5 separate regions of the Homo sapiens genome follow, and all the other regions are linked to region 5. A link is a loop called in an ENCODE intact Hi-C map of the cell type or tissue named here. Cell type or tissue: A673. All regions are shown on one strand. Each heading gives the region's core, and the rest is flanking DNA. Links, peaks and the distances in the headings are about the cores only. Region 1 has its middle 340 kb from the start of LINC01507. Region 2 overlaps TLE4 (TLE family member 4, transcriptional corepressor). Region 3 overlaps LINC01507 (long intergenic non-protein coding RNA 1507). Region 4 overlaps LNCARSR (lncRNA regulator of Akt signaling associated with HCC and RCC). Region 5 holds the start of LOC124902328 (a long non-coding RNA gene).

The links. A loop is a pair of places that touch in the nucleus more often than their neighbours do. Peaks named below come from ENCODE experiments on the same cell type or tissue, not always from the same donor. Only the 100,000 strongest peaks of a DNase experiment are listed, where the experiment ranks them.
Region 1: a loop joins it to region 5, with 2.3 times the contacts of the local background. A loop is called at or near these places in 11 of 110 quality-filtered maps.
Region 2: a loop joins it to region 5, with 2.7 times the contacts of the local background. A loop is called at or near these places in 4 of 110 quality-filtered maps.
Region 3: it touches region 5 in a loop (2.0-fold over the local background); 14 of 110 quality-filtered maps call a loop at or near these places.
Region 4: it touches region 5 in a loop (2.5-fold over the local background); 22 of 110 quality-filtered maps call a loop at or near these places.

Annotation. Positions count from the first base shown.
Region 1 is chr9:80,162,190-80,168,591 of GRCh38, reverse strand. No RefSeq gene overlaps it. Among named protein-coding and RNA genes, the nearest start is that of LINC01507, 340 kb to the right of the region's middle. In A673, for the core only: no CTCF peak of the experiment used is centred there; no DNase peak of the experiment used is centred there.
Region 2 is chr9:79,660,211-79,666,612 of GRCh38, reverse strand. The region is part of intron 8 of TLE4 (TLE family member 4, transcriptional corepressor); the gene reads right to left. Among named protein-coding and RNA genes, the nearest start is that of TLE4, 91 kb to the right of the region's middle. RefSeq lists an enhancer at 2,994-5,408. In A673, for the core only: no CTCF peak of the experiment used is centred there; DNase peaks (open chromatin) are centred at 2,472 and 3,892; H3K4me3 peaks cover 1,099 bases; H3K27ac peaks cover 2,030 bases.
Region 3 is chr9:79,942,460-79,948,861 of GRCh38, reverse strand. All of the region lies in intron 1 of LINC01507 (long intergenic non-protein coding RNA 1507), which reads right to left. Among named protein-coding and RNA genes, the nearest start is that of LINC01507, 120 kb to the right of the region's middle. In A673, for the core only: a CTCF peak has its summit at 3,688; no DNase peak of the experiment used is centred there.
Region 4 is chr9:79,558,895-79,565,296 of GRCh38, reverse strand. All of the region lies in intron 1 of LNCARSR (lncRNA regulator of Akt signaling associated with HCC and RCC), which reads left to right. Among named protein-coding and RNA genes, the nearest start is that of LNCARSR, 5.9 kb to the left of the region's middle. In A673, for the core only: no CTCF peak of the experiment used is centred there; no DNase peak of the experiment used is centred there.
Region 5 is chr9:79,474,770-79,481,171 of GRCh38, reverse strand. It overlaps LOC124902328 (a long non-coding RNA gene), which reads left to right and starts at 1,010. Exons shown (of 3, transcript XR_007061902.1): 1 at 1,010-1,092. RefSeq lists a silencer at 2,461-2,510. In A673, for the core only: a CTCF peak has its summit at 2,533 (motif pointing left); a DNase peak (open chromatin) is centred at 2,491.

The DNA.
Region 1 (6,402 bases), core at 504-5,503, 690 kb before region 5:
AAGGAGTAATTTTGACTTTCAAGTTTTATTATTTAAGAAATACATTTTGTAAGCCTATAGCTTCTATATATAGTGATTTCTCTGATAGATCTCAGCAAAGTAAATTGAAAACCTTGTAGAAAGGATTCACTATTCTAGATGTCATTAAGAACATTTGTGATTCAGGGGAGGAGGTCAAAATATCAATGTTAACAGGAGTTTGGAAGAAGTTGGATTCAATCCTCACGGATGACTTTGAGGGACTCAAGACTTCAGTGGAGGAAGGAACTGAAGACTTAGTTAAAATAGCAAAAGAAAGAGAAATTCGAAGTGGAGCTTCTAATTCTATTTGACCAACTTGCTCAAATCTCATGATGACACTTGAAAAGATGAGGAATTGCTTCTTATGGATGAACAAAGAAAGTGATTTCTTGAAATGAAATCAGCTCCTGGTGAAGATGCTGTGAACATAGTTGAAATGACCACAAAGGATTCAGAACATTATGTAGACTTAATTGATAAATCAGTAGCAGGGTTTGAGAGGCTTGACTCCCATTTTGAAAAACATCCTACTGTGGGTAAAATGCTCTCAGACAGTAATGCATGCTACAGAGAAATCTTTCATAAAAGGAAGAGTTCATTGATATGAACAACTTCATTGTTGTCTTGCTTTAAGTCATTGCCACAGCCACCCCAGCCTTCAGCAACCACAACCCCAATCAGTTAGTGTCTATCAACACTGAGGCAAGACCCTTCATCAGGAAAAAGTTTATGACTCACTGAAGGCCCACATGATCATTAGTATTTTTTAGCAATAAATTATTTTTAAATAAGGTATGTACATGTTTAGACATTTAATAGACTACAGCATAGGTCAACATTATTGTTTTATGCACTGGGAAAACAAAAAACTTTGAGTGACTCATTTTATTGTAATATTCACTTTCTTGTGGACTAGAACCTAACCCACAATGTCTCTGAGGCATGGCTTAATGGCTTTCTTTTAGTTCATATTGACTTAATATAATTTTTTTATTTTTTATAATTAGCTTTTCTTTGTCCTATTATTTAAAGTATGATTCATGCAGACAGCATGTTGTTAGATCTTGTATTTTTAATCCAGTAGTCTGGTAATTGAATTCAACTTATTGATATTTACTCTAGTTAATATTATAGTAGGACTTCCTTTGGCCATTTAACTTAATATTTTCCATTTCTCTCACTTTCATTTCATTTTGCTTCCCCTGCCTATATGGCTTTCATTGCAAAGATTGTTTTTTCCTTTTTTTTTATTTGAAAGGTATACATTCTCACTTTTTTCTTTTTGTGGTTAAATACAAATTAAATTATAAGAAACATTAAGAACATCACAAAGACTGCTACTTATATTCATTTCTCCACATGAGTATTTCAAACATCCCTCTATAATGTCCCTCAAATAAGAAAAGCAATATAGCATGATTTTTACCTTTCTCTGGGCTTCCCTTACCTTCCTCATTAAGATTTTTAATTGTGAATTATTACGAATATGCCATTTGATCTGACCGTTATTTTTTAAGACAATAAAATACCATTACCATACTTCCTGTATATTTCAGAGCTTATTTATTTATTTATTTATTTATGACATGCTATCTTAACAAGTGTTTTCAAATGACGTTTTTATATGGTAAACCTTCTGATGTTTTATGTACCCCAAAATATCTTCATTGTGACTACATGCAAATGTTAACTTAGCAGGCTTTAAAATTCAAGGTTTCCATCAATTCTCCTCCTAAACTTTAAAATTATTACTTCATTATCTTAAGAACTGCATTTCGATTCAGAAACCTGATGTTCACATGAGATCTATCGATGTAGCATTCATCTACTCATTCTTTCTTTCTGTGACTTTTTGAATGTTCTCTTTGCAGTGTTCTTAATGTTTCTTACACATTTTTTAAATGTGGGGTTTTCCTCTTTCCTATCCTGTTTGCAACACTTTACGGTTTTAATCCAGTGACCTTTCATGGTATTCACTAATGGCTTTTATTTAATCTCGCTTGTTCCTGCTTCAGATTATGACTATTCTTGCATTTTGTTTTCCAACTACTTAGTATGCTGACTTTAAAATCTAGCACCGTTTATTTTTAATTAAGTCTGAAATTATCATTTTGATATATTCTCTTTTGTATGATCTGCGTGCTCCTCAAATGCCTTGCTACAGTCCCTGGTGCTCACATTCTTCTCGGGTCATAAGCAGGACCACCATACATGACTCTGCCAATTGAAACTTGCATACGCATGCACAGTTGAAAGGGCCAGGAGACCTGAAATGCACCTGTGCTCCATCACCAAGTTGGTGCCCTGGCACAGGGCTACATTCTCCCAGAAGTCAAAATGAACTTTTCTTCACTCAAAGGAGTCATTCACTTGTCAAGCCAGGACATATGGTAATATCTTTTCCTAATTTGGGGGTCCAAAATTAGTACCTGTTTCTAGTTTTTCTGCCCAGAAGTTGTGCCTTTTAATTTACTCTTACAACTTGTCCATCTTGCGGCAAATACTTTTTCTAATCTGTTCATCCAGAAAGGTGCTTTTTCAAATGAAATTTTGAGTAGAGTGACCATGTATCCTGGTTAGCCTGGAACATTCTCAGTTTATACCAACTGAGCCCAGGTAATTATTTTTCCCCTTTTTACACTCAAAAGTGTCCTGGTTTTAATAATAAATTATATGGCCATCCCACTTGTAGGTTCCCAGTATGTAGCCTAGGGTATGACTTCTGTTGTTAATTTGTACTCAAGGAGGGGTGGTCAAAGCCGAGGCTCTATTCTCTGATTCTCTTACTGAATTTAAGGAGAGAGGATTTGCCTTGGAATGGATGATCCCTAGTCCAATGATCTTGGCTTGAATTTACCTATTTCTTGCCCAACGTGAAACATTTGCAATTCCCCCTGTCTGTCTTCCCTGGACATTGCTCTTCTTCAAAGGCTTTACCTCTCAATCATATAACTTTCAGAATGTAGGAGAAAGTAGAAGGCAACTCTAAAGGCTCAGGCAGTCTATTTACACATTTGCCAGACTTTAATGATGCCCTGCTACAACCTGGAGACAAAACTATGCTGGGCAGGTGTTTTTTTCTTTTTTGAAGCAGCACCACTCCAGAGTTTTCTCCTAACCAATCTCCTAATGGCAACTCCTAGCTTAAGCCTTCTTTTAGCCTAGACTACTTCTGCCATTCCATGCCAGGTCACAACTGCCTTCCTCTCCCCAGGAGTTTCTGTAGGATTTAACATTCATTTTTTAAATAGAGATACATTCCTTTACTTTCTCTGACATTGATACAGTTGGATTTTGTAGAGGCAACAAACAGCCTGTGTCAGTACTCTCTCTTCCCAAAAAACCAAAAATTCTTACTGTCCTTTATTTTCATAATACCACTGGCTCCAAAGAGCAAGCCCACAGCTAATAATTGCAGGCCCTGAAACAAGAGAAAATACAAATCCCCACATATCATATATGCAAATGTTGATAAGTTATAATTCTACCAGAATCTGTTAGGTTGGTTTTCTCCTCTTCTCTTGAAAATATCCTTAAAAAGAACTTTAAAGGACTGGTTAAAATTTTGAAACATATCCAATTTTTTATATAATATAAAGTCAAATGCAAGAGCCAGTCATCATCAACAGCCTCCCAACCAGAATAAGCTACATAATTTATAGGGCCCAGTGCAAAATATAAATGCAAGGCCACTATTAAGAAGGAGAAGCAAAATATGATTAAATGTACTAAAATAGGAAGTTTTTCCTTTTCTTTTTCAACTTGTTCTGGGTTTTTGTATTTGCTATTTGAATAAAGAACAATTAAAATTTTAAGTGTTTAGCATGAATCTTATATCCTCATGTTACACAATGCCAATTTAAATGCAAATATTTTTATATTGTAAAATGTTTATAGTGAACCTTTTTATATTGTACAATGGCAGCTTTATATGCAAATATAGGCACATTTAACTCATTTGTAGAGTGACCTAAGTGATAAGATTTGTATTGCATAGCTCATACATGAATATATATTTCACTGTTAACACAATAGTGGAAAACTGCACAAAATTAATTCAACTCCTTTTTCATTCCCTTTTTTGTGTGTACATGCCTACAAAAATTTCTGCCTTTGGCTTATTGATAAGTCAGGAAGTACTAAAAGGAAAAGGAACTATGAATTGTCCTATCTTTCTCATTCCTTCTATGTCATCATTTTCATTGTAAATGATTGGCTAATAAAGAGAATTAACATGCACAATAAAGAATATGCTAGAGTTCTTTGATAATTTGTGTTTCTTAGAATGCAATTGCACTCTCTCCACATTTAAAGCAAGTTCTGCTTCAGATGAAAAGCTTAGCCTATCAGGGCTGTTAGCAATCCCACTTAGACATAGACCTAACATGTATACTTGTATTGCTTCGAGTCTCACTGAAGTCCTGTTCACTGTGGGTCTACTAGATTCCATGCCAATGAGGCACTGTGACGGCGTATGCAAATGCAGTGGTAAAGAATGGCAGTGGATGTCCACATGTCATGTACTTCCTCTATTCATGTGCACGCTTAGTTTTCTCACTAGATTTGATGTGTGAAGAACAAGTTCAAGGATGAAATTATTAAGAATAGCAAGATAGCAATAACAGAGTACTAAACTAAGTCTGAAGTCCTTCTCTGTGTGGATGCCTGTATGATTACACAGGTTACATACCAGTAAAGCCAGCAGTAGGCCCACCCTACTCCTCTTCCCACCCCTGACTCCATATTGAACACTATCAAGCATATTTCAGCTCACACATACAGGCTATGTTTCATTCCCTACAAACAGCTATGTGTTGACCACCTGTCCTTGGGAGGACAGAGTTAGGGGAGAGGCCTGTGCAGGTACTCAAAGCAGACTTGAAGCTTTGGCAGGAAGTTTCAGGGTCCCAAGCTACCTAGATCATGGTTTAGATACATAGGATCTGGTCCATGTGGGCATGTGATCTAGATCCCTGATCTCCTCATTCAAACAGGAGGGGAGTAACCAAGGCCAGACCGGAGTGGGATCCTCTAAAGCACAGGGCTCATAGAAGGGACTCCATTTGTCTGGGTTTAGGTAATGCCAATCAGTCAGCCAATGCCATCAATGTTTTTCTCATTCTCATCATAACTCATATTTTAATTTAGCATTTTACATGTTTTATCTTATTTTGAATTTTTGCTGTATTAGTACCATTTCCCTTTTGTTACCTGGATGTCTTTTCACTTTTTGCACATGTCCTTTCTTAAATCAATTTTATTGGAGAGATACTTGAGTAGCCACAAAAGTGTCTGTAGACCTCTCTTTGGTTTCTCCCATACTTATGTTATTAACAATGATATTGTCAGAATTTCATTTTCTGATATTACTGTGAATTGACAGAGCTAAGTGAGACAACTAGAATTAGAAAATTGCAAAACTTTATAGTCTTATGAGATCTATGACTCAAGTAGTTACTAAGAGGCTTGTCCTATGGGTAACAGGACATTGGTGGCATAAAGAAGGTTAGGTCCCAGACCTCCCACCTCCCAGTCTAATGCCCTGTACTTATGTATACTTTTTCAAAGCAGAATTAGCCAGTGATATCTTCATCATTTGACCTCTGGGTTATGAGGCTAGCTCACACCACTGATGAAATGCAGCTCTGGATGTGATGGTCCAAGAGATCAATCAGACCCAGTATTAATACTCTGACAGGTATCTGAAAATATGTACAATGTATTCCTGTGGAAGTCATTGCTAATCAAAGTCTTCTTACTCCTAGAGTTTTATGCTTCTTTCTTCCATTAACAATGAAAATTAGGGCCAGGTGTGGTGGCTCACACCTGTAATCCCAACACATTGGGAGGCCAAGGTGGGCAGATCACCTGAGCTCAGGAGTTCAAGACCAGCCTGGCCAACATGGAGAAACCCCGTCTCTACCAAAAATACAAAAATTAGGCAAGCATGGTGCTGCACCTGTAGTCCCAGCTACTCGGGAGGCTGAGGCAGGAGAGTCGCTTGAACCTGGGAGGTGGAGTTTGCAGTGAGCCAAGATTGCGCCACTGCATTCCAACCTGGGCAACACAGCGAGACTCCATCTTAAAAAGAAAAGAAAAGAAAAGAAAATTGGCACAAACTATAAAACCTGTAACCATCCCACCTATGTAACTTAGAAACTGAAAATATTACACAGCCCAGAATACATATTTAATATTAAACTGAAAACAATGACAACATAGTTAACTTCTAACATTTTGTAAACAACTATTTCAAAACAAGCTTTGGTCAAAGTCCTTGTATCAGTCAAAAATTGCTATTAGATTGGTGTAAAAGTAATTGCAGTTTTTGCCATTAAAAGTAATATAATAATGCTGTGTAACAAACATTGAAAAAATGAT
Region 2 (6,402 bases), core at 401-5,400, 190 kb before region 5:
ATTATGGCTATTTACCAGCCTAGTACATAGGAACATGACAGAGATTTTAAGAAACTGTTAAAAATAGATGAAGGGGTGGGGCGTGATGGCTCACGCCTGTAATCCCAACACTTTGGGAGGCTGAGGTGGGTGGATCGCCTGAGGTCAGAAGTTCGAAACCAGCCTGGCCAACATGGTGAAACCACATCTTTACTAAAAAATACCAAAAACAAAAAATTATCCAGGTGTGTGGTGGCACGTGCCTATAATCCCAGTTACTTGGGAGGCTGAGGCAGGAGAATCGTTTGAACCCAGGAGACAGAGATTGCAGTGAGCCGAGATCATGACACTGCACTCCAGCAGCAGCTTGGGTGACATAGGGAGACTCCTTCTCAAAAAAAAAAAAAAAAAAAAAACAAAAAAAAAAAACCCCACCCACACACACACACACACACACACACACACACACAGATGAAGGAAACAGCAGAGATTCATACTCATTCCACCTCATTCCTGCTTCTCACTCTAGCCAGTTTACTCACTGCCACTTGTAATTGTGGAATTTCTACTTTTTACCACCAGTGTCTACAGATTTTTAGTTCTTGGCATAAAAAATTGTGCTTTCAAAAACCAAATAACAGTCCAAGACATAGAAATAAAATTTGAGAATTTTACTTCCTTCTAAAGGTCTCTAATAATCCGTGTTAACTGTTCTACTTCTGAAGCTGGCTTCAAGTAACAACTAGAAAGCTGGCAATTTTTAAAAATACTCTTGAAAGAAGAAAATATCATCAGAGCTAAATGGGAGCAGCAAAAAAACAAATAAAATTATTTACTAATTTTGAAAACAGAGAAACCACCTGAAAAGCAAGTGAGGGTATTCAAGTGCCAAAAAATCAGATGATAAATATTTTAGCTCTGTAGTTCAATTGTTTTGCCGATTCCTACAAAACACTTTCTGAATTCGAGTAAAAGGCCCATATCCCGATTGGGAGTCGACAGAACGTTGCCACTGGCATTACTGTCAGTGTTTGCTAAAGGTTCATGTTTGCATGCATTTGCACATCAGCCCGGGCAGCTTCCTGGGAAGACTGCCTTCAGAGCTAGTCCTCCCATCATCATAAACTGGTTTTATATGCACATTTTAAAGAATTCAGGACTCACCAGAAGCTCTGAGAAATGAAGAGGAACGATCCATTAATATATTTTATTCTACTCAGAAGGCAGCATATCGCAATTCCATATTTTAACAGGAACATGATTTGAAGGAAGGGATTGTATCTAATCTTTACTGTGCACCCCCAATGCAGTACAGGCCTGTTTGCCCTCCAGCTGCTGAATCAATACCTACTGATTTAAATATTTTATTTGGACTGCAAGTTCATCTGTCAATACCAACAGGTTTCAAAGTCAGGAACCATTAATATAATTTTTAGTCAGTTGTCTAACAAAAAACAAATCAGAAAAATCTCTCAGCTACATACAGAGGTATAGCTGTGCCTTTTTAATAATCAAAGGAAAACATATACAGAATTGACAAGGAGTTCTTCCCACCTAAATACCTTTCAGTACTAATGCAATCGAACTTCTGTTTTAATACATTTGTTATAAAGGAAATTTTCACCCTAACAATTAACCAAATAGACTACATCCATCGTGAAACATTTCATATGTAATATTCTTCTTTCATTTCTCCCCAGGAAAGAGGGTTGACCCATAAGGAAGAATGGAGAGAGAAAAAAAAAGGGAGGCACAAAGAGAAAAAAGGAAGAAAAGAGAAGGGAATTGAAAATGACAAGGGTGAGCAAAACAGTTTACAAGTGAACATCTGGTATTGACAGGAGGAACTGAACACAGTCTGTACAGTCATGCTGAAGTCTAGAAGGAGGATGGCAATTTGAAAAGAGGGAGGGAAGAAGTGGCAGCGGGAGGCAGGAGGAGGGAAAGAACAGAAGAGGTCAGGGGTGGGGGACTAACTAACAAAAGTACTGTTCCTGGACGCTTACGTATTTAGTCATTATTTGCTCTATTCTCCCAAAGGCAAAAATGTCACCAGCTTAGTTTAAAATTTCCCTAAATAAGGTCAGACTAGGTTACTAACAGATTTTATCATCAAATCAGATTCCAGCCTACGCATCCAATTCAGGAGTCTCATTCAGAGCAGTGACAGTCCAATATGGTTTGGTTATAATCCCTGAGGCGGGGGCTGGGCCAAGGATGTGGAATAACTCAGCTTTCAAGTCCTGATAACTGTGGTACAAACACAAGTGATTATTTCAATTTTCTCTGCAGATTATTTTTTCAGGGCAACCCAATAAACCCAATAATGCCCAGATTTACTAGAAAAATTTTTATTCATTTCCCCATGCACCAGAAAGTAAGCTAATAACATCCCGCTGAGAGTGCTGTCAGGCTAAATCCCTGCACTGCTGAATGCACTGCCGGGATAAATCTCCCTTCACTTTCCATTCCACTATCCACTTTAGGGCAAGGCCCTGGGGACTGCTCCAGATTACCCCTCTGCACGCAGTGTCACAGGCACAAGCCCGAGTGGTCCAATCAGTGCCAAGAAAAGAACAAACTAAAAAAGATTAATTCACAGATGTTCATGCATTTCACATACACTGTGCCCCGTGGCCCGTTGCTAGGGCAACGGGAGACCACCAGTGCGCGCTTTATTGGCTTTATGAAGTGCGTCTCGGGGACTATAGTCCGAGAAACGCTGCATAATAATAGTGTGGCTTTTCTGAAGCCTTGTTTTGTGTTTATCCACATTTAACCTTCTGAGTATTATAAAGAGCACCCTTATGCATAGCTTTCAAGCACTCCTCCCTTCCCCCCAAAACTGCCACAACTTTCTATCTAGAAACATTAAATTGCATCTCTTAGGGGTCCATTTTGGGAAGACCCATGTTTATATTGCTCAACCAGTTCCGTGACCAAAAAAAAAAAATCTACAACCATTTAAAGATCACTACTATATTAGTGCAGCTAACCACATCAACCACCCAAACCCGAATACACACATGCCTTGTTTTCTATGAAACCAGGGGAACCTTGCTTTTGAGTATCAGGAGTCAGTTTTAGCCAGAAGGAATGTCAGAACCAGCAAGCCTCATCAGAGTCTGTCAGAGACGCAGCATCATCCAATAGAACTCTCTGCAGCAGTGGGAAGGTTCTGTATCTCTGCCGTTTTGGCAGTTTCTACAGCCACGTGTGGCTACTAAGGACTCGATATGTGGCTAATATAACTGGGAAAATGGGTTTGAAAATTCTATTTCATTTTAACTTTAAATAGCTTCATGTGACTAGTGGCTACACCATATTGGACAGGGCAGCCTCAGAGGCTTACCAGACAACTATCTATGTTTTTAAAAGTTCCTAAAAAGCTGTCTCTTCAAGCTTTTAGTTTCTGCTTAATTCATAAAAATATAACTTCAAGTAAATGTACACAGAATGGTCTTCATGATTGCCGTTGCCGCTAGCTGTGCGAGTCCCAATCAGCCAGAGTCTTTGTGAAAAAGGCTGAGGGAACAAGACTAACTTTCCCCTCCTTCTCCACCCCCACCCCCACCCCCACCCCCACCCAGGTTGGGAGGTTAAAATCACAAATGTCACGACTCTCAGAGCAGTAGCACAGATCAAGTGTTAATCTAAAGGGAAGGGGTGGGTGAGGGGGAGAACACAGGCTTGTGGGGGCGAGGGAGGATCTGGAATGAAGAGGAGAAAAATAAAGCCAGTGAATAGATCAATAGAAGCAACAGCTTACATTCAGATTCACAGGAGAAAGAACACACGGAGACAATCATTTCCTGGGAAAAGCTCAAGCCTAATGAGAATTTACTCTGCTCCTTTATGCGACAACCAGCCCTTTTGTGGCACGGGTTTCCTGACTGACAGGAACCCGGGGCCCCTTAATAGGATTTCCATATTATTTCCAACACCTGCCCAGAAGTTATTTGTTTACATCGAAGGAGGCAAGATTCTCAAATCAGACATCTGCTTCTAGTTCAGGCATATCTTAGGAAACCATCTAGAAAGCAGCTTTGTTACCATGGTGACATTTTTATTTTCCTCCTTTAGTTGGCTCAAAACATTAGCATTTCCAATTTTATTTTGTTGTTCAAAAGGCCAAATGTCGCTCACAAAAACAGAAGTTTAAAAAAAGATAAGTGAATAGAATTCTCAAAATTCTCTAGAATAATTAAAATGACCATAAGGAGCAATAAATAACAAGGAGATCTTATTATATAAGCCTACTGGCTTCTCTCACTGGGTGGCATCACTAACTTATTTACCTCCCCTCTCCCAGCCCTCTTCTATTCTCAAATTTGAAGTCAGCAACTTGAAAAGTAGCAATTTAAAAAAGAAGATTCAAGAATCCTTCAGGATATGATACAATTAAATAATGAGTCCATTTCCATGAAAAAGAATTCCTCATGCTCACCCTTATCACCATATCTTAGAAAGTTCACTTACAACAAGAATACTTAAGACATTTTAACTTCCACCTCACTGCCTGCATTTCTGTAAAAGGGGAGGGAAAGTGTAAGCTTTTCACGAACATTTAGTGGATGCAGAGGGGATGGAATATTAAACAGTGTGAAGGAAGAAAGGTGGACCGCACGTGAGCGGATTACATGTATGTGTGTGTTGTTCTCCAGTTTCTAGTGAAGGAAAACTAGAGGCAAAACTGAACCCAGGGGTTGGGAGGAGGAGGGTACTTAACCACCAATTCCAACTATCACAAATGAGCGGGAATTTCTTATGTTACATTACAATACTAGAACTCTCAGCTTACACTGTTTTTAAGCAGTAAAATTTATTACATACAAAAATAATTGGATTGGTTCTAAATAATGAATAATCTGATAAAGTTAAAGCAATGTGACTTATTTTATTCAATATTTAGATTCAAAGAAAAACAACTAAGTATTCAATGCTAACATTTCAAGTTTTGATTTGCCAAGTCTAAGCAGCATTACTGAGTTTTGAAATAACTGTATTATCTTCATTTAACAGCAACCTTATTTAAAAGCATCAAAAACTCTTTCAGAAAGTACTACTCAGCTCCTCAGCAAACTTCCTTTCTATTACTCTCTCATGAAGCCTGAATTCTCTTCAACCCTTTCACAAGGCAGTTGCCATGGCAGTAATCAGATATGACTCTCTAAGTCCAAAATTACAGCCCTTATTAAAGTGGTGGGTCCTACGCGTAGAAAGTCTTTTAACCCAGAAGATAGCTGAGCTACTTCAAATCACCACAGAACAAAATACATAAGTTGGACAGAGGAAAGTGTTGCAGAAATAATTCAAGAAAGAAGAACAAGAGTATTAAACTACCCCATGAGTGATTTTATAATTTTTCCAGAGTGGGGTTAGTGTTACTGTAAGAATACAAAAAAAAGATGGTGAACGATTCTTTGGAATAATTCCATTGGAAGAATTATCTACATTTTGAGAAACAAATGTTTTTGAAATTCAAGCGTCAACTATTAAAACTTAAATCTTAGGCCCCTCTAAATTTTTAAAAATGTTAACTATAAACGTTATAATATTTTTGCAAGAGATGAAATGCATCCTAATTAAGAAAATTAGAAATTAACTAAACATCAGTATGAAAATGTCTAATAACTAAGAGGGATGGTTTATGGAGGGAAAGGAATAAACCATTTTGCCAAATCAGCTGGAGAAAGCCAACCTGCCAACCAGGCCGCCCCTGTTAATTAGTATTTGTTCTGCTTCAGCGATCGGCGGAGGAGGGTGCTGCAAAACAAGCGTGTCTCCCCGAGTCACTCACATCATTAATCCATTTATGCTCACCACCTGAGGACCAGCTATGCCCTAAAGATATTTATTCATCTGTTTGACAAACAAACAATTACCACACATTTTTCTAGAATTAGGACACCTGTTACGTTTCACACAGTTTACATGCCTAGAGGCAGGTATCAATTAATACTGAACAAATTACTGCATCATAGATTCATAGAACAAAACTTCTTAACTGTTCCTTGATAACTGTAAATAGTAAAATACATGGTAGAAATAAATACCTAAAAGTCTTGTAAACAAATAATTAAAAAGCAATAGCAATGCTAAAACACTTAATTTCAAATTACCATCTTATTTTGTTATTTTGGGAAATTGAAAGAGTTATAACGTTAAATGCTTGAAAGGCATACTTTATCACCCTACCACCGAACCCCTCAAATGATTTCCTCACTTCTAACCACTGTGTTTACTTGGCTAATGGTATGGCCAACTTTATTGCTGAAACATAACCTATGGTATAAGATTTTTATTTCAAAATTTGTTTCTAGGACAGGACTAAATAACACATAAGAAAATAGCTACATTCCAAATACTTGGAAGAATGCCTTGAGTTACAGCCTTGAGATCCATGGAGGTTAAGTGACTTGT
Region 3 (6,402 bases), core at 701-5,700, 470 kb before region 5:
TTCTAGAGCTCAGTACGAACAGTCTTAATCAAGGCCTTGACCAAAAAGAAAAGTGTCCACAAAGACAGGGAAAAGATGTGGTGCCAGCAAAAGCCCATGGATGAGAAAAAAGAAAAGAGTAGGGTATGTTTAAGAAAATATGAGTGCTGGGTGCCTTGGCTCAGGCCTAAATCTCAGCACTTTGGGAGGCTGAAGCTGGCAGATGGCTTGAGCCGAGGAGTTCAAGACAAGACTGCACAACATGACAGCACCCCATCTCTACCAAAAGTACAAAAAATTACCCAGGCATGGTGGGGCACACCTTATGGTCCCAACTACTCAGAAGGCTGAGGTGGGAGGATTGCTTGAGCCTGGGAGTGAAGGTTGCAGTAAGCTGAGATCGCACCGCTGCACTCCAGCCCGAGTGACAGACTGAGATCCTATTCCAAAACAAGAAAAAAGAAAATGTGAGTAAATTAGGTTATCATAAATTTAAAAAGGACAGAGAAAAGTAAATGAACATAAAAGCAGGTTGGGGCCAGATCAGGAAGAACATTAAATGCCATGGAAATGTTCCCTTCTTTCAAAAACCAATGAGGAGCCCTGGAGAGTGACATGACCAACACAGTGGTAAGGGACACCATAATCTTAAGTAAGTTATTCTAGGACAAGCATCAGCTTCACCAGAGAAATGGAATAAAATAGAAGTGATGATTACCTAAGGCAGTGTTACTGCCCTGGCATCCAGTTAAGTCAAAAGAGTTATTTTGAGTGGCTAACGTGATGGGGAAAAAAAAGAAAATTTGAATGATTTTAGGCATGACATTCTAGTTCAGCCACAGACTTCACTATTCCCAATTGCCTCACACTGAATAAACACATTTACTTGAAAGCTTTGAAGCCATTTGTGTTTGAGAGAATTACTCAAAACAGATATTTCTTCATTTATCCTCAGGTTATTGCTAAGATTTTCTGCAGATAAAATAGCTTATTTTCATCTGTCACAGATTAAAAAAATTCACAATTGCCTCTCCTCTTTAATGAGAAACTTTATTAAATATAAGATGATAGCAATAAGGAAATATGCATTTGTGAAATTTATTTCTGCTGATGTGTTTACTGTGCTCTACTCTCACAAAGTATGATACAAAGGAAAAGAAATTTAATGAAACAAAGAAGAAAAAGAGGTGAGAGGAAGATATGAGGAAGAGAAAAAAAGATATGGAAAAATAAGAGAGAAAGAAATTTGTAAGTAAATTTACTACCTAGAAAATCTGAATTGGCTATATTGTATTTTCCAGGATCAAATCTCTACACAGATGGAGTTTGGATGTCCCTAAATATACAATATTTGTATCACAACATCCCTATACAACATGTAAAAACAGACACAAGTATGAGCATAAATAAAGAGAGGTGGGGGTGGAAAGCAATCCTGTCTCCCAGATTGAGGAATAGAGTGAAAATAAGTTTTTTATCCAATATTTTCAATCTAGGAAAAATAAAAAGATGTCAACCTCACAGTGTAGTGTGTAGATGCAGAGAGTAATTGGTCAAGGAAATAAACATATGTCATCAAAAAGACCCTATGAGCTTGAGGACACACTTCTGTACGTCAAGAAAAGCATGAGTACAGCACTGTGTGCAGACAGTATGGGTAGCAAGAGCTCAAAAATCATCCTTAACGTGCTTGGTGGGTTGCAGAAAGTCCTGCGTAGCAGCAGAAATCCTACCCTCACTGGTGGTGTTCCCAAGGGCCCAAGCTCCATGGGCTGAGGGGCAGATGATTGACAGAACACTCCCAGGCCACTGTAGCCCAGGCATTTGGGGTCAGGAAATGGTAGGTCCCTCTAGTTCAGACATGTTCCAATGCTGCAGTTGAAATAGACATAAAGGAAGCCTTCTGCTGCACTGAAACAGCTATTGAGTTCTTGGCTTTGCTCAACATTTATTTTTCTTTCCCTAGCCATCTGACAATTGTTTGGTTTTGGATGCTGGCTGCTGGCCATTTTCCTAGTCAAAGCACTGCTCAGAGAAAGCTCCACACTATCCACCTTCTTGGCTGGGCCCCACGACGGCTGCCTACACAGGTTAAGACATTTCACAGGGGCCATTCTTAAGCCCCTAGAGGATGGTCAATGGATATGAAAACCAATGGTTGTAGAAAGAGCTAGGTTTAGGAATAATAATAATAATAATAAATTTTAAAAATACTTACAATTGGGTCACTGCATGTTAAGGAGCAAAGAAACTTTAGAAATCTAATACCTAGGCATATGGATAAACTAATTTTCCCAATGTGGCACAATCAATCAGCAACAGGTCTGACATTAAAACTGAAGACCTTTGTCTCCACATTTAACAGGGCAGGTCATTTGGGGAAAGGGATAATTCTAGGCATCAGGGTGGGTCGCTCAACAGTTGTGTGAGCTTGATCAAGTCACTAAGACCTCCAGGGCTTCAGTTTCCAGGTTTTGAAAATAAGAGTCTTCAGTCAGATGATTTCCAAGGCTGCTTTTAGCCTCCAAATTCCAGTACATGTTACTGGATGTACTGTGCTCCTCACAACGTTTCCCCAGGCCCTGCCACAGATATACACACGCTTTCATCTGGGTATTTTCAAATAGAGTCCCCTGCTTGATTTTTCGTTGGACTGAGTTTTATCAGAGGCATGTGACATTTGCTCAGTGGATCGTGGGGAACCATGAACTTTGTACACTTTTAAAGGGAGGTCAACAGGGACCTGCTTCCCGAGAAAACGGCCTTCTGTGAGCCTCATCAGTTTATTCTGAAGCTAAAGGGCTTGAATTATCTCAAGCCTCTTGCGGGTTGAGTTGTTGTAGAGTTTTCCCAATGGCATTAAGCTCCTCTATTATATTTCTGAGTAGGTAAACTCAGTGCCCTCCCTTATTAAAAAGATAGGAATGGGATGTTTGCTCCAAACCTTAAGCGCACATTTGCTAGATTTTGCTTCCTTTATCTCCACCTCCTTTTCCTTGTCCACCTGCCTCTAAAAACACTACTAATAGTAGAAATAGTAATTAGTGATATGAATAGTAATTAGTATCAATTTCATTCAGTTTTGAAAATAAAAAAAAATAAGTTCACAGGTTTAAAGAGCTGAGAAAAGTGCCCTGCCTTTAGTAAGCACTCAGATCAATGTTATAATTACATGTATTGTGCAACAGCCTAGAAGGGTAATGGCATTCTAAGAAGAAAGTAAATGATAAGTGTTTTTAAAGAGAAATGGGCTACATGGTCACAGAAATTCTCCTAGGCATTAGGAATGCTGGTGGAGCTGTGACTCTGACTCACAAGTTTTATAGAAAAATATGAATTACTTCTTCCTGTCTAGAAGGTGACAAAAGGGCACCAACCAGTTCACTGAAGGACTCAAGTTTGAAGACAGATGAAATGAGCCAGAAAGGAAAAACCAAGACAGCCCAAGGGATTTAGGGAAAAAAGCGGGGTGGGGTGGGGCAGGGGACTATGTCCTAGACTCAGTCAGAGAGCTAAGGCACAAGGAACGAAAGCTAGAGAGGTCAAGATGACAACAGCTATCTTGGCTGAGAATCAGAAACTAAGCCTGAATATTAGCAGGGCTGTCTCATACAGATGTGTGGGTTGAGCACTGCACAACTCTACAGAGCCCCATTAATCACTCACAACTATAATCATCCCTGATTTGTTTATCTATAATAGCAATTTTCTGGTAGATGGCAGTAAAGTGTCATGAGGAAGGGACACATTTTTCTAATCTGTTCAAGATGTACTATGTGCTGGTGGCAGCCCTATATATGAGACAAGAAATAGGTGAGAATTCCTATCCTCAATTAATAATTAGCAACTTTCCCACAATCAGTGGCCAATAAGCATAGGAAGAAATATTCAACCTCACTAAAAATAAAAGAAATGCAAACTATAGTAATGAGAAGATGTAATTTTTATTTATCATCTGGCAAAGATGTAAATGACTGTTCATTCCTTAATATTGGTGAGAGTACGAGAAAACAGGAACTCTCATAAAGTGTGGCAGGGATCTAAATTAGCATAACCTTTTGTAAGGCACTTCAGCAATGTATATCGTAATTAGAAAAGTGCATTCCATTTGACCTATCATTCCCACTTGAGGATTAGCAAGAGACACATGCACTGGTATACTTACACACATACATATATATATTAAATATGTATCAGGATATTTATCACAGTATTGCTTTTAATAATAAAGAACTGGAACTACAAAATTTGTTTACCAAAGACCGGTTGAATCAATCTGGACACATCCGTACCATAGCACACTTATCACAGAATGAGGTTGCTCTGCAAGTGACTATGCTAAAATGAAAGATCTTGAAGAAAAACCAATACAAAATTGTTAAAACACTGCAAAGAAGTGGGTATGGTACCTTCTACTTTTAAAACAGAAAGAGAAATGAAGGAAAGAAGGGAGAGAGAAAATGTAGAAAGGAAGGAGGGAAAAAGGAAGGAGAAAGTAAAGACAGGTATAGGGTTTTACATGTACAGGAAAATGTCTAGAAGGAAACATAAGGAACTGCTTCAAGTGTCTACCCTGGATGAGTGGGAATATAGGAAGCTTTTGTTTTCTTTGCTTTCTATTTTCTTATTTGGATCTTTCACAACATAAATGTGATAATTTGCCTAACACATGTTACCTGTGCACTTGCTATATTGCTTTTGCGGGAAATTGTCTTTCGCTTCAGATGTTTGCAAAGCAATTGCTTCACCCCATTCAAGTCCCCACTCAGATGTCACTTGTCTTAGAGGACTGTCCTGACCACCCTAAGTAATATAACACCTTTCATCCAGCCCTATCCCTCCATGCTGCTTCATTTTTCTTTATGGCTCTTATCAGTACCTGATATTAGAATATTGTAACATATGTTTGTCTGTTTTTTCATGAACGCTCTTCCCTGCTAAATGTTCACTCTGTGAGGATGAGGGCTTTGTTGTGCTTCTCACACTATCCCAGAGCCCAGATGCCTACGTTGCTTTAAGTTACTCCCGCAAATAGAGTGAGACATGGTCACTAGGGTTAGCCGAAGCCTAGATGCTAATCGGGAATGTGGAAAGGGTGGCCTACCCAGAACACACAGATGGGTTAGTCAGATGGCAATCTGATGAGGAAGAGTCACACAGCAGAGGACGCCACCACGCGCACAGCTGTAACTTCTCACCCTTCCTCAAAGTGAACGTCAGGAATGGCTTCTTATTGTGAAGTTAGCAGAGTGAGAAACAAGGTCTCTAGCTATTCCAGATACACAGAGTAATAACTAGGCACACGATGTCGACACTTTCTAATCTCGTGCATAAGGAAGGTCCAAGAATCCGTGAGGGTCCTCACCTGCACCCTCAAAAATGGCACCCAAGCTTGAGCCCTACTCAGCCTGCTATCTAAGAGGATTTCTGTTTGTCTGACACCAGCCAGAATGCAAAGTACTGACTCTGGAAGCCTGGGTCAACCTATCATGAGAAGAATGCTGGAACCATCTCAAAGAATGGAGAACTGGGATTTCTTGGGCTAACAAAAGAGATGATTTCAACCCTTTGCAGTGCCACGCAAAACCATTTTGAAGTCTGAGGCAGAAGATAAAATCAGTGATATTGATCCCATCTTTATTTAAAATTTGTACGTTTTTTCATCATGTGTCTATTGCATTGATTTTGGTTTTAAAAAATAATATATTAAAATATTATTTTGATGACTGAATTTTTTGGCACCCCGTTATATTTTGTGCCCTAGGCAAGGGTCTCAGTCACCTCACACTAGTCCTGCCCTCCTTTTTGGTTCCTGCTTTGCTAGCGAATATCTGTTTAATAACTGTCCATGTCTGTGACAGAATGTAGTCTGAGACTTCCTTTCATTGTACCAGGTAGTGGCATTGTAGGGGAGCTGCAAACCCTCTCCACCACAAACTTCTTGGATGGCTTACCTAACTTCATACCATCATCTATCCAAAAGAATCATCAAATTTTCCACGACCAAACTGGCAGATGTCAGTTCACAAGAGCCTACCAAGTAGCTGGCAGGCAGGAAGCATGCATCAAGAGTGGAGACACATTTGCTGAAAAGCCAAGGAAACTCAATTTCTAGGTAACTCTTTCACTTGCTTGGCCTGCTACCAATGCTCTTGCAGAAGACCTAGCAATTGTCAGTTGTAATTCTGTCATGCTTTTAAAAAGGGTCCCCCATTTGTGTAAACTTCAGGCCCCTCCAAGCTTGGATTCATCCCTGAGCCATGGACATACCCATTCTTAAGCAAACCAATAGTTGAACATTTAGGTTTACAAACATAATAATTTGTAGAGATTATTTACTTTACTTACTTCTCATGGTGACAGGTGTTATTGGATTCTCATAGTACTCCTTTTACCTTTGCCCCTCTAGCACCAAAGGCTTTT
Region 4 (6,402 bases), core at 409-5,408, 84 kb before region 5:
CTGCTCTTGCCGTGCCTTTCCACAGGCTCCCACTCTTGCTAACTATCACAACAGCCTATAGGGCAGACATTACAGGAGAAAATCTGCGCATTTCCTTTCTGAAATGAGTGGTGCGGGAATGGGGTAGGTGTAGGAAAGTGTAAGTAAACATCTTACTGCTTTGTACAAGAAAATAATTCATAAGAGTCTAGTATTATTTTTATTTATTTATTTTTTGAGATGGGGTCTCACTCTGTTTGCTCAGGCTGGAGTCCAGTGGCGTGATCTCAGCTCACCGCAACCTCCACCTCCCTGGCTCAAGCGATTTTCCCATCTCAGCCTCCCAGATAGCTGGGACTGCAGGTGCAGGCCACCACACCTGGCTAATTTTTTGTATTTTTGGTAGAGATGAGATTTCACCATGTTGCCCATGCTGGTCTCTAACTCCTGAGCTCAAGCCATCTAACCACCTCAGCCTCCCAAAGCTCTGGTATTACAGACATGAGCCACCACGCTTGGCTGGAAAGTCTAGTATTATTTTCATTAGAACTGGGGGTCAATTCACGGTCTACCATGATCTGGCTAACTTTGGGTAACCCCTTTAACCTTTCTGGTCTCATCTATGTTGTGTTTTATCCTTAAGGGAGGTAAGTATGATCTCTAAACCCCTTTCCCCTAAATGCAAACATTTGCTGCTCTAAAAAATGTTGTATTTTATCATCTCAGAGTTGGTCATATGGAATGGATTTTGAATTAGGATCATCTGCTGAGGTTGATTATATTTTCCTTACCCCTTTTTAATACTTCTGAAAAAATTATCTCTTGCAATGAAGATTATTTGGGGGAAAGTGGCTGCAGACGCATTTGTTGAAAATTGATTAGTTGTCTCATAAAATGATCTAAACTGTAAGGAACTATATTCTTAATGCTACTATGTGGGCTCCTACTGCTATAATTCAATTCAGGACTTGTCCTCAATATTATGTAGCCCGGAACAATTCTGGTAAATCACATGACTTCCTTTAATAGCAATCCTTGTAAAATAGTGTGAGTGAGCCATCATTCACAGTGTAATATCTAGTCCAGTGCACTACTACTTTTCAAAAAGACAATGATATTCTGAGAAATTTTCATTCATGGGGACACCCTCTGCTTCTGCTCCTTGCTTTTATATAGAACAAAATTTGAATGCTTTTATTATAGGTTTTTATTAAATATGTCTGCAAGAAAGACCATTTGATACCTTATTTTTATATGAACCCCGAGTGTTTACATAGTGTTGTTACATATTATTACCTCTGGTACTATGTAAAGGTACCAGCAGAGAAGCAGAATGGGTATTATAATCCCCATTTTACAGACTAGGAAACTAGGTTCACAGAAACCAATGGCCTCTTGAAGATTATACAAGTAGTAAAGCAAACAAGTTGGGAATCAAACTTGACTTTTCAAATTCCACTTTTTTTCTATTCTACTAGAGCTGACTTTTTTTTTTTTTTTTTTTTTTTAGACAAAGTCTCCCTTTGTCACCCAGGCTGGCATGCAATGGTGGGATCTCAGCTGCAACCTCTGCCTCCCAGGTTCAAGCAATTTTCGTGTCTCAGCCACCTGAGTAGCTGGGATTACAGGCGTGACCACCAGGCCTGGCTAACTTTTATATCTTTGATAGAGACGGGGTTTTGCTATGTTGACCAGGCTGGTCTAGAACTCCTGACCTCAAGTGATCCACCTCCCTCAGCCTCCCAAAGTGCTGGGATTACAGGTGAGAGCCAGGGCGCCCAGCCTAGAGCTGCCTTTTAATGCCTTACAATGATTATTATGCTTTGTGCTTTACAAAGTGCTTCCACATGCCTTTTCCTTCCTTCCAAAACCTTGTTGGATGGGGAGAGCAGGTGGTGGTGTGACCATCTTAAAAATTTGAAAACTGTAACTCGGAGAACAGTGACTGGCCTGGCTCAGAGTTGGTGTGTATGTATCAATACAGGTACACACCAACTCTACAATCTAAGTGTGTATGTATAGAAAGGTGTTATCAGTATAACCCATATGTCAGGAAATGGATGCCCTCATCTCCAGCCTCTGCTGGATTCCTTGTTTTTATAGCTTTAGACAAGAATGACTCACCATCAACCCAAGTACAATAAGAAGTTCAACATCCTTCTCAGTAGCTCCAGGGATTGCTGTGGGAGTACCTCTGTTTCTCTGTCATTTCTTGTTTCTGATGAAAGCTTGATCTCCCTTCTATGCCCCCTGCTCATCTGTCCATTTTCCACACCAGACTACCCTTTGGGACATCCCGTACTCTTCTGAAGTACCGTGACCCAAGCCATGTGTGAATGCCTTTACTGAAGTTTTGGGGGATGGAGGGAGTTAATGAGTCAGACGGGCACACACTGAAAGTGGAATAACAACCATCCCCATCCCTTGGTTATATCTGCCCCTTTGAAATGCTCAGTAGCAGAGGCCACTCAGTCACCATTCAGTCTAGCAATTCTCCTTCCCTCATCTACTCTCACCTCATAGAAAATCTATGATTAGCATGATTGGCATACTTTTCCCCCGTACAGCTGCTACTGTGTAGTGTTTTTATAGCTTAGGGTAGATTTCTGAATCTGACTAATTTTTGCAACATCTATATGAAAGAGAGAAATGCAAAAATAACTCGCCATTCCCAATTTGTAATCCAGACTGAGGCACCTTTTATAATTTTTCCAGTGAGAAATTAAAGAGAAATTACAGTTTTTAAAAGGAAAGTCATTCTGAAAATAATCTTATAATCTCCAGGAATGACTTTCATCAAGGACTTAAAAGCAATAAAGAACTTTTTCCTTTATAAGGTTAAGAAATTTGGTCCTTATGCTTTCTTGAAAGGAAACAGTTTATTTTTAAATCCTTAGAGGAACTTATATTCTTTGAAATTTTTAACATGTGATTAATCATTCGGAAAATTATTTATTATGATCGCAATTTTCATATATAAATATATTTTCATAAGACATTGAAAATGTGAATGAATTGTCAGATATTTATTGCAAATTAAATTTGGAAACATTTTTATAACATTTACATTGCTGGCCAGCAATCCTTCTCTAACAACTTGCTCTGAAAACAGTAAACATGTGAATCATGTTGTAAAAATTAGATTCAGAGATCTCCTCTAACCTATAAAAACTATAATAATGGCCAGGTGCGGTGGCTTACACCTGTAATCCCAGCACTTTGGGAGGCCGAGGCAGGCAGATCATGAGATCAGGAGATGGAGACCATCCTGGCTAACATGGTGAAACCCCATCTTTCCTAAAAATACAAACAATTAGCCGGGCATGGTGGTGGACGCCTGTAGTCCCAGCTACTCAGGAGGCTGAGGCAGGAGAATGGCGTGAACCTGGGAGGCAGAGCTTGCAGTGAGCCAAGATCGCACCACTGCACTCCAGCCTGGGTGACAGAGGGAGACTCTATCTGAAAAAAAAAAAAAAAAACTATAATAACTGTACTGGGCAAAAAGTATGGTTAACTGTACATTTTCTATCAGTTCTAGAGCAGGATGTTTAAAATACCTGAACACAACCACATTTAACACTTAGCTTTTGAAAATTTGAGAGAACTTTAGATTTTTGATGAATGAGGGATGTTAGTCACATACATTTTTGAATTATTTATGCAATGCTTAGGAAAATGTATAATCAAAGTTGCATCAAAGTAAGTTTAATTAAATTTTTATTATCTGTAAAGCTACTGCATACACAACTAGAACTTTACTAATTATTAAAACCAAATATATACAAAGTCATAGCTTAGGGAGGAAGAATTGGCAAATAGAGTACTAACTAGTAATTCAACTGAATATTTAAATATATAAAGGGATGTATAATTTTGTTTTTGATATTATAAATATAAAGACTTAGAGTACTGGAAAGTCTCTAATATGAATCTTGCCTCACCAAGCTCTCTTATATCCTGGAAAGGACTTATATTTATTCCACAGCTAGGTTCTGTAATCAACCCCATTGGTAGCTAACATTTATTGAGTGTGCCACACATCCTAATATAAATGATTGAATACAATCCCATAATCTCCATCTCATCTTCTTTTTAAAGGTGAATCCATGGAGCCTCAGGTTCCCTAACTTGTCTAAGTTCAGCCAACCAGCAAATTCAAACCCAGGACTTTTTTTCCTCTGGAAGGGTTTGTTTTGTTTGCTGTTTTCCAAGCTGCCTTCACATCAGAAAGAAATGATATTTAGATACATAATTTTGATATGAAATGTGTTTTGCTTTCTTCATTTTGTTTTCAGGGAATAAGTTGTGGTTAATAATATATTTTATACATCTATGTTGCAAAATCTTTAGAAGAATTTTGATGTGAATTAGTAAGTCAACAAAATGGTTGCTAAATTTATATTTCCTCCATTGAACAAGGTTAAATTCTAATTCATTTGGAATTGTTTTCATGTTCTGATGAATAATCAAATGGCCTATTCTTTAAGACCACCTTTTTACTTTTAATTCTCAGCAGAGAAATAATCACTAAAATTAGTGTTTAAAATATAGAACTAGGAAACATACTTAAATAACTTTCCAAAGCCTATAGTTACCATGATACCCTGGGAACTTAGAAATAGTTTAAGTTTCAGGCATGGTAACATGCAAAAAATATTCAATCATAAAGGAAGATATCTTGACTAGCAGACACACACACACACGCGCACACACACACACACACACACAGCCCTGTGTGTGTCAGCAATTGATTTCATAGATAATTTCCTGTCCACTGATGACTGCCCCCAAATCTTTCTTTAAGGGCAAGGGAAAACTGAGAGTACTTAATAATATAGCTTAATTAGCTGTATTTCTTATATTTACACTAATAATGTTCTGATATACTTGTTTTGATAAGATTAGAAAACAAGCAAAGCTAGTACAAGGCACTATATTGTTTGAGAAGATCTTTGATACATTTTAGCTTCACTGTTCCATAAAGATTCTTTTTTCTCAGTAGGCTTCACTTGAGATAGTCTAATATAAAAAAGAATATAATATTCATAACTTTTTTTTTGCTAACAAACTTAGATTTATGAGAGACAAACATCAGAGATATCAAAATTTCATGTCAGAGTTGAGAACAGAAATAAGCCGAATTCAACTTTTGTTTTCTGAAGCCCTGCTGAATACATTGTCTGGATTGTACCACAGAATGCTGAAAGCAAAACACGGGTGGGTCTATCAAACAATCCCTGACTCTGTTTATAACAACTGAAGCTGTGCCTTTCATATCGGATTCCCATCAGAAAGGGCAGGGGGGAGGAAGAGATAAGCTCATCAGTGAAATAGTATCCTTTAACAACAACCAGTTACTTCCTGCAATCAAAACCATGCTAGCATGTGGCTTGTTCAAATAAAAATTACTGGACTGGAGCCAAACAAGGAAAAAGTAATTGATAATGTGGTTTTTCAGAAACCATCCATCCATCAAATGTGTCAGTCCTTCATAATACTTTATTTCCCTTCTGAACAAAGATCTTTAAAATTCATTGTGTGCACTTAAAAACAAAGTGTCCTTGTGCTGGTTTATAAAGATTCTCTTTTAGTTTGGGTTTGTTTTGTTATTTGATTACATTCCCTCCCATCCTGCATTTTTTTTCTCCCAGATAGTTGCTGGAAATTTCTGCCATTCTTAAACAAAGCATCTTTGTGCTGTATCAGCTTGCATTTTCCTTGGATTGTGTTTGGATGATGCCTTTTCACTGACTTCAGCACTGGAGTATTGTAGCCATAGCCTTAGTAAGTAGAGTGTAACAAACAGATTCACCAGCCCTTTTTGTGTGTTGCATCCTATTAATCGCTGGTGAGAAACACTTCTTGGAGTAAGGCACAGGGCCTATTACAAATAGAAGAAAAAACGGGTGAGGAAATATTGGATCATACTTGCAACTAGAGAAAGCCATTAATAGTCATCATAAAAAGAAATGTCCCCCTTCTAGTAATTCCTCCAATACATATGACAATCTTATAACTAAAACTTTTTATTTATTATAGGATTCTAAAGATCAGTTTGCAAAACTGATAGTACGTTAGCTCACCAGCGGTTTCCAAAAGCAACATCTATAAAGTAAATTTCAGCAACATTCACTCATTTCTCCTCTTTATGACTTCCATATTAAAGCTGGGCTTACTAGAGATTTGATGCTACACACATACACACACACACACACACACATTTTGCCCAGATATGAGCAAGATCTTGTCCATATCTTGCCATATCTTGCCCATATCTTGTCCAGATATGGGCAAGATCACACCTCAAAATGCATAAAGAGATATTAGTTTCCCAAAAATTATATTTTAAATTATAGTTCTACGATTAAAACACTGAAAATATGAGAAATAATGAAGCTTTGGTGAAGAAGAAATGCCACGTGA
Region 5 (6,402 bases), core at 654-5,653:
TACTGTTTGCACAATACTTTATTCTTAGTCCAACTGAGGAGGAAATGTATACATGTATAAGGAAAAACGCCTGCTGTAGTGCATTTTTAGTAAGAGAGAATAAAAACAAAAAATCAACAATTGACAAAATTTGTGATTAGCTGAATTCAGTTCTTTTGTTTTTAGGTTTTACAGTTCAATGAATTCTATTACCCTCTGTACTTGCTTTTGCTTTTGCGTAACAATTTTAACTGCTTGAAGAGTTTTGCTACCTTTCTTTTGTTTGTTTTGCATGTTGTAACAAAGCTTCTTGGAAAGTTAGAGCATGATTTGTATCTAACTGCAACACTCCAAACAATTTCCATTGTAAGTATCTAAGGGCCTTTCTCAAGTCAGGTGTGAGGCAGAAACTTGTCAGTTTCATTCCATCAAAAGCTACCAAACAGGCAACAATGTTGATGGCAGTACACACGTGGAAAGTATTTGCCGTGACTAAGAGTTTTGAAGAAACAATCTTCATGCCCTTGTAGATAAAGTCGTGAGAGTACAGTGACTTCCAGGGTCAGCAGTAAAGCTGAAGGTAATTCTTGCTGCGTATGGTACCAATGATGAACAGAAAGACTGAAATGTGTCAGGTCAGATTTCTGAATCACCATTTAAAGAGCTTTGCATATGGGGCTGGGGATAAAATATTCCATTAGAGAGGTTCCACTCATAGAGCATGTGTACTTTTTATTCTTTCACCCGAACAAAATTTAAATATCAGACAAAGCTGGTAAGATAAACACACACACACACACACACACACACACACACACACACACACACACAGCAACTTAGTACTTCTTTTGTGACTATCCTCACAAAGAATGCTACGGAAATCTGAAACAGAAGTGGGTAGGCCCAATATAATTTTATGAGACTTGCAGTCTGTCTCTCAGCAACCATGCCACCCATTTCCTTCATCCTATATCAGCAATGCAGTATTTGATTGAAAAATTACCCCAGTTTCCCATAGACGGGTCGTTTTCTCCATGGAAAGCAAATCAGAATGGCATGCAAAGAAGACAGGCTCAGGTAGTCCAATACCTGATTCTTTCAAATCAAAAAAGGGTAAGTGCACATACCCTTAAGCCTGTGCACTCGGGCTGGTGCATTTTTGCATGTCTGTATAACTGCCTCCTTTTCACATTTCTGATTCCATAGCCTTCATGTTGCTTAAATGTTGAAACCAAATGGGAACATTTTGAGAAATGCCGGAAAGCAAAGTTAGGGGTAGTGATGCCGAGTCTGAAAGAGTGGTTGAAGAAAAGCAATGAGACGTTTAATAACTTGTAAATTCTAGTAATTGGATTTTTTAATGAACAGAAATATATTTATTTCCAGAAAGTACTTTTCAGTATGTTCTGGGGGTAGATTTGTTTCAATCAAGGCTTGAACCCTGGATAATGAAATGTTGGTAAATGTATAACTGGTTCTTTGGAAAAAAAACGCATATGCAATTTAAACATACTTGTTATACCTTACCCAAGACATACAATGAATACACCAACCAAACAGCAGTTAATGCCACTGAGAGTTTTTATGAGTGTATATAGTACAGTGGCAGGAAAACCCCGCTAAAGGGAGGTATAGAACAGAAGACTTAAGATAATGGATTTGCAAAGTCAGAAAACCCTGCAGTGGAATCCTAGGGCCAAAATCATTTACTGAACTTTTCTGAGACTTAGTGTTCTGGTAGGTAAAATTAAATAGTACTTCCCTTACACACAAGGCAGAGGCAAAGCAACAAATGAAGCCTTGGTTTGTAGCATTTGTTATTTCCATGATACAAATACTCCCATTGTGGCTGATTTCAGTCTACCAACATGACAACACTGAATGCAGAGTTGTGAAATTCCATAGCATTTCCCCCATCCAGATATGATAGACACGAATAACCAAGGGTGTAAAAAATTGCATGACGGGGTAGAATATTTAGGAAGTGATGAGTTTTGAGTATTTACCATCTTTTTAAAAATATAATTTATTTAATTAAAAGGTTATATATTTTGATTTTAAATAATGGTGGCGTTTAAGAACCAGCTCATAGAATTCCTGAAAAATTGACATTGGATTCCATGGGCCTGGAACAGGCTCTCCACTGGTTCTGGTCAAATGCAAGTCTGCTTTTTGCTAAGGAATCTGGTGTCCATAGGAGCATCGTTTCTGGCTGCTCAGAAATTAGGCTTGGTAGGCCTGGTTCACATGTGTTAATGCTTATACAATTAGCTTCTTCAGTTTAGAGACAACAATCCCTGTAATTCTCTCAGGCTGACTTAAAATTCAAGGTCTGCCAAACCCTGCCCAGATGCCAACAGCCAATAATTTATGATGGGATTAGGAATGAGAGTGAAGAAAAGTTACTTGTTAATTATGATTGTGAAGACCACACACACTATGAAAAGAAACACTCTGTACAAATGAAAGGATTCCCCGTTAGCCCCACTTGGTGATACACAAGTCAGTGGGCCTTTCGTCTGCTCTCTGCAGCTCCACCTAGGGGTTTCCCACTTGCCTTTTTCTAACCGAAAGCCCATCAGTGAAATGTCTTATCAAAACCCCCAGCAAACTGCAGAGTCCCTGGGAAAACTAGCAGTTGACAAAGGCATTACAGTACCGTGTCATGCAGGCTGTTAAAGAAATCCAGCCCTGGTGATAATGTGTATATTCATTCTGTGTAAATGATTAAGTTCAAAAAACCATACAGTGAATCATGGTAGCAAGGCCAGACTTGCTTTGATTAACTACACTGGTATAATGAAACCCAACAGAGCAATCACTGAAACATTTAGCTCCAAATGTAAATCTTCCTGAACTCTGAAAAAAAATCATGTTAGGCAATGAGAGGTGGTGTATAATACAGCCATATTTCACATAATGAAAGTTGTGGCAGTTGTAAAGAAAAGGGAATGTTAAAAAGTTGTTATGCTGTGTTTGGCAAGAATGAGTCATTTTAAAAGTGTCAATCATGATAATTCAACATATTTTTAATCTAAAGGTCAATAGAAGCAGTTTCTAAGGTGGTACAATAGTGATGCCAAATATGAAAGCAAGCAGTTATAAGATGATTTCAAGTGTTAATACTGTATCATAATGTGTCTCAGTTCTAAATTGAAGAGCATGGATTGATCAAGGTGAAAGAATTTTTATTAAAAATGTACCGAAATGGCAAGCAACATGGTCATCTCAATCAAACTGCTCTGTGGAGTTCTTCTATTCAGACGTGGTTTGGTGAAGACAGTGTGGTGTCTTGTACAGTACAGGACTACAGGACGGTGTGGTGCTGCTGTGGTACAGTAGTTATTTTGGGGAAGATGGTTGGGGAGGGCTTAGGTCTTCATCTGCTAGTGGCAACATCTACAGAATAGAAACTCTTTCCTTACAATAACCTACAAGTCATTTTCTCAAAAGCAAGAGAAACATATGCCAATGAGACATAAAGTCAGTGTTCTGTGATGGAATGGCCAGCCCTTCATGAATACACAGAACTGTTTGCATTCCTGAATATTTTCACTTTTGTCCTTGGACAGCTTTTGAATATACCTCAAATATGCTTGGGTCATGTTGTATACACTTAAGTATTAGAAATATTCCATGAGAGAAAAGTAAAATTATGCTCTGCCTTTAAAGTTTATGGGAACATGTGGTCTTCCTTACAGGGAAAGCAATTGCTACCTCGGCAGTATTGGACTTTCATCTCATGGGTTTCGTGCATACAGGTTAAACATATGAGAAGTTTTATAAGGCTATAGAAATTGTGGCAGAGAAAACAATCTATAAGAGGTCTGAGAGACATAAAAACCACCGGACACATTCAGTTTCAGGACAAAGCTCTCTCCAAAGTTATTAGATTTCATAATTCAATCTGTGTTATTGTGGGGGAACTTGGGTCCAACCACTGCTGTAGATTATAGTAATAATTCTACATAGACACATTCGCATTACACAATAACTCTCCTGGAACTGGTTGCAGACTAGCACAAGCATATTGTCTTCTGTTAATCCTCATAAACCTAACCAATAGTTTGTTTCTGTTATTTTATCACACACATTAAAACCACTTTTATATTTAAAAATGCCTAGCACAAGCCTATGATTTATCTATATGTGACTCTTTCTGGTAATGTCTCAAGAGCATATTCTATTTAATTTAAATATATATGGATCTTTAAGTGTGTTTCCAGAAGGCTTTTGGTGATATAGTCAAAGAAAACAGAAGAAATCAAAGATGAAGAAACCACTCTATCACATTCTTTCCTTTCCCATGAAGAGAAAATGATTGCACAGAGGTTCTTATAAATGCCTTAGGAGACAGACATTTGGACCTTCTGATATTTCTTGCTACTCGTCTTTTCCTGTCGCTTCTTTCCTCTCTAAATTCTTAAAACATGCCATGTATCTTCAAAGTGTGGGTCTCACAACCATTATTCCAAGTATCTAAACAGGTCTATTGTATAGTTTACCTACCAGTGCATTGTACAGTAATGGTGTGGACACACAATTTATTCTGTTGCATTCTGTTGTTTTTTATTTTTAATTTTTTCTCAATACAAAAGTAACACATGCTGATATTAGAAACACTGGAAAAATCAGATAAGTAAAGAAGAAAATTAAAATGCTACATAAGTTCACCTCACAGAGAAAACCACTGTTGAAATTTTGCTGTATATTTTTCTGGTGTTTTAAATATATAACATATATACACATGTTAAAAATTACATTTGGGGTCATATTGTGCGGGGTGCCCAGAAAGTCCGTAAACATAGGTGAAAATGATATTATCTATGTTAATATTATTAATATTATAAGAATTGCTGACATTAGCAAGGATATATTAATATTATTTCATATTATTTATTCGTCTTACAGATTGGAGATGTCTTTGATGGCATTATATGTAATTCGCCTATGTTTCCAGACTTTCATGAACACACTGTAGATGAGCAGTATATATATATACACACACACACATACATATATATACACACACATATATATATATATATTTTTTTTTTTGAGACAGGGTATGGCTTTGTCACCCAAGCTGGAGTGCAGTGGTGTGATCTTGGCTCACTGTAACCTCCACCTCCCGGGCTCAAGTGATCCTTCCACTTCTGCTTGCCGAATAGCTGGGACCACAAGTGTGTCCTATTATGTTGGCTTTTTTCTATTTTTTTGTAGAGACAGGGTTTCGCCATGTTATCCAGGCTGGTCTTGACCTCTGGGCTCAAGCAATCTGCCTGCCTCAACCTCCCAAAGGGTTAGGATTAAGGTGTGAGCCACTGCACCTGGCCGGTGTATATATATTTCTTGACCTTTTTTTTTTCACCATAGCAGGTTCCAATCCTGACTTGACCATTCATTTAAGGTCTTCAAATGGGCAGTGGTCACAAATGTAGAAATATTCCCACTTGCCGTGCCAGAAAAGAAACAGTTTACAGATATCCTAGCTTGTTTTTCCAAAAGGTCAATTCACAAGCTCTCTGCAGATTTATCAGTTTCAAGCTCAATGACCACAACATTTGGCAAAAGTCCAACAACTGGAGACATTTAAAAGTAGCATATTTTCTGAAATCGCTTACCTTTCCCAAACACACTCCTTGTAGAAAAATTAGAAAGGGTAGAGGGTAAGAAGGTAGGGAAAAAAGTGCCAGCTGCGGCCTTAGCTGTCTGTTACATAGTCCAAATATGGACAGGGAGAGACCAATTCTTAGACAGGGCTTCAGTTATATTGACCTTCACAAAACAAGTCTCCCCTGTCATGCCAATGAAGTTATTGAAATTGAAATTTATTCTAGGCCTTTATGAAACAGCTGCAGGACAAGGCCGGTCTCCATCATCTTCTGGGGAAAGCCTTCACTTTCATGGAGCTAAACTCCATTGATCAGGGCAATTACAGACTTAGAGGATAAATGCTTCAGAGCCACATCTTTTCTAAAGGTTTTCCTTTCCAGAAATTTCTTTTTTTAAAAAAAGTTATTAATTTCCAAGTGGCTGTGGTTATAGTCATGATCTTTGTGCAATGTTTCCATTTGACCTGACTCATAAGCATTACAAATTGGATATTGAGAAAAAGCCTTAGCATCAAATGGATTCAAATGTTTGGTGCTATTCTAATTGTCAGGTGTGCATTTTATATGGCAATTTCATCACTGCTGAAGAGACATATATGTTTCGTTAGAATATGAGCCTGTTCCTGAGAGGTGAAGCCAGCTGGACTTCCTGGGTCGAGTGGGGACCTGGAGAACTTTTCTGTCTTACAAGAGGTTTGTAAAATGCACCAATCAGTGCTCTGTAAAAATGCGCCAATCAGTGCTCTGCAGCTAGCTAGAGGTTTGTAAAATGGACGAATCAGCACCCTGTAAAATGGACCAATCAGCA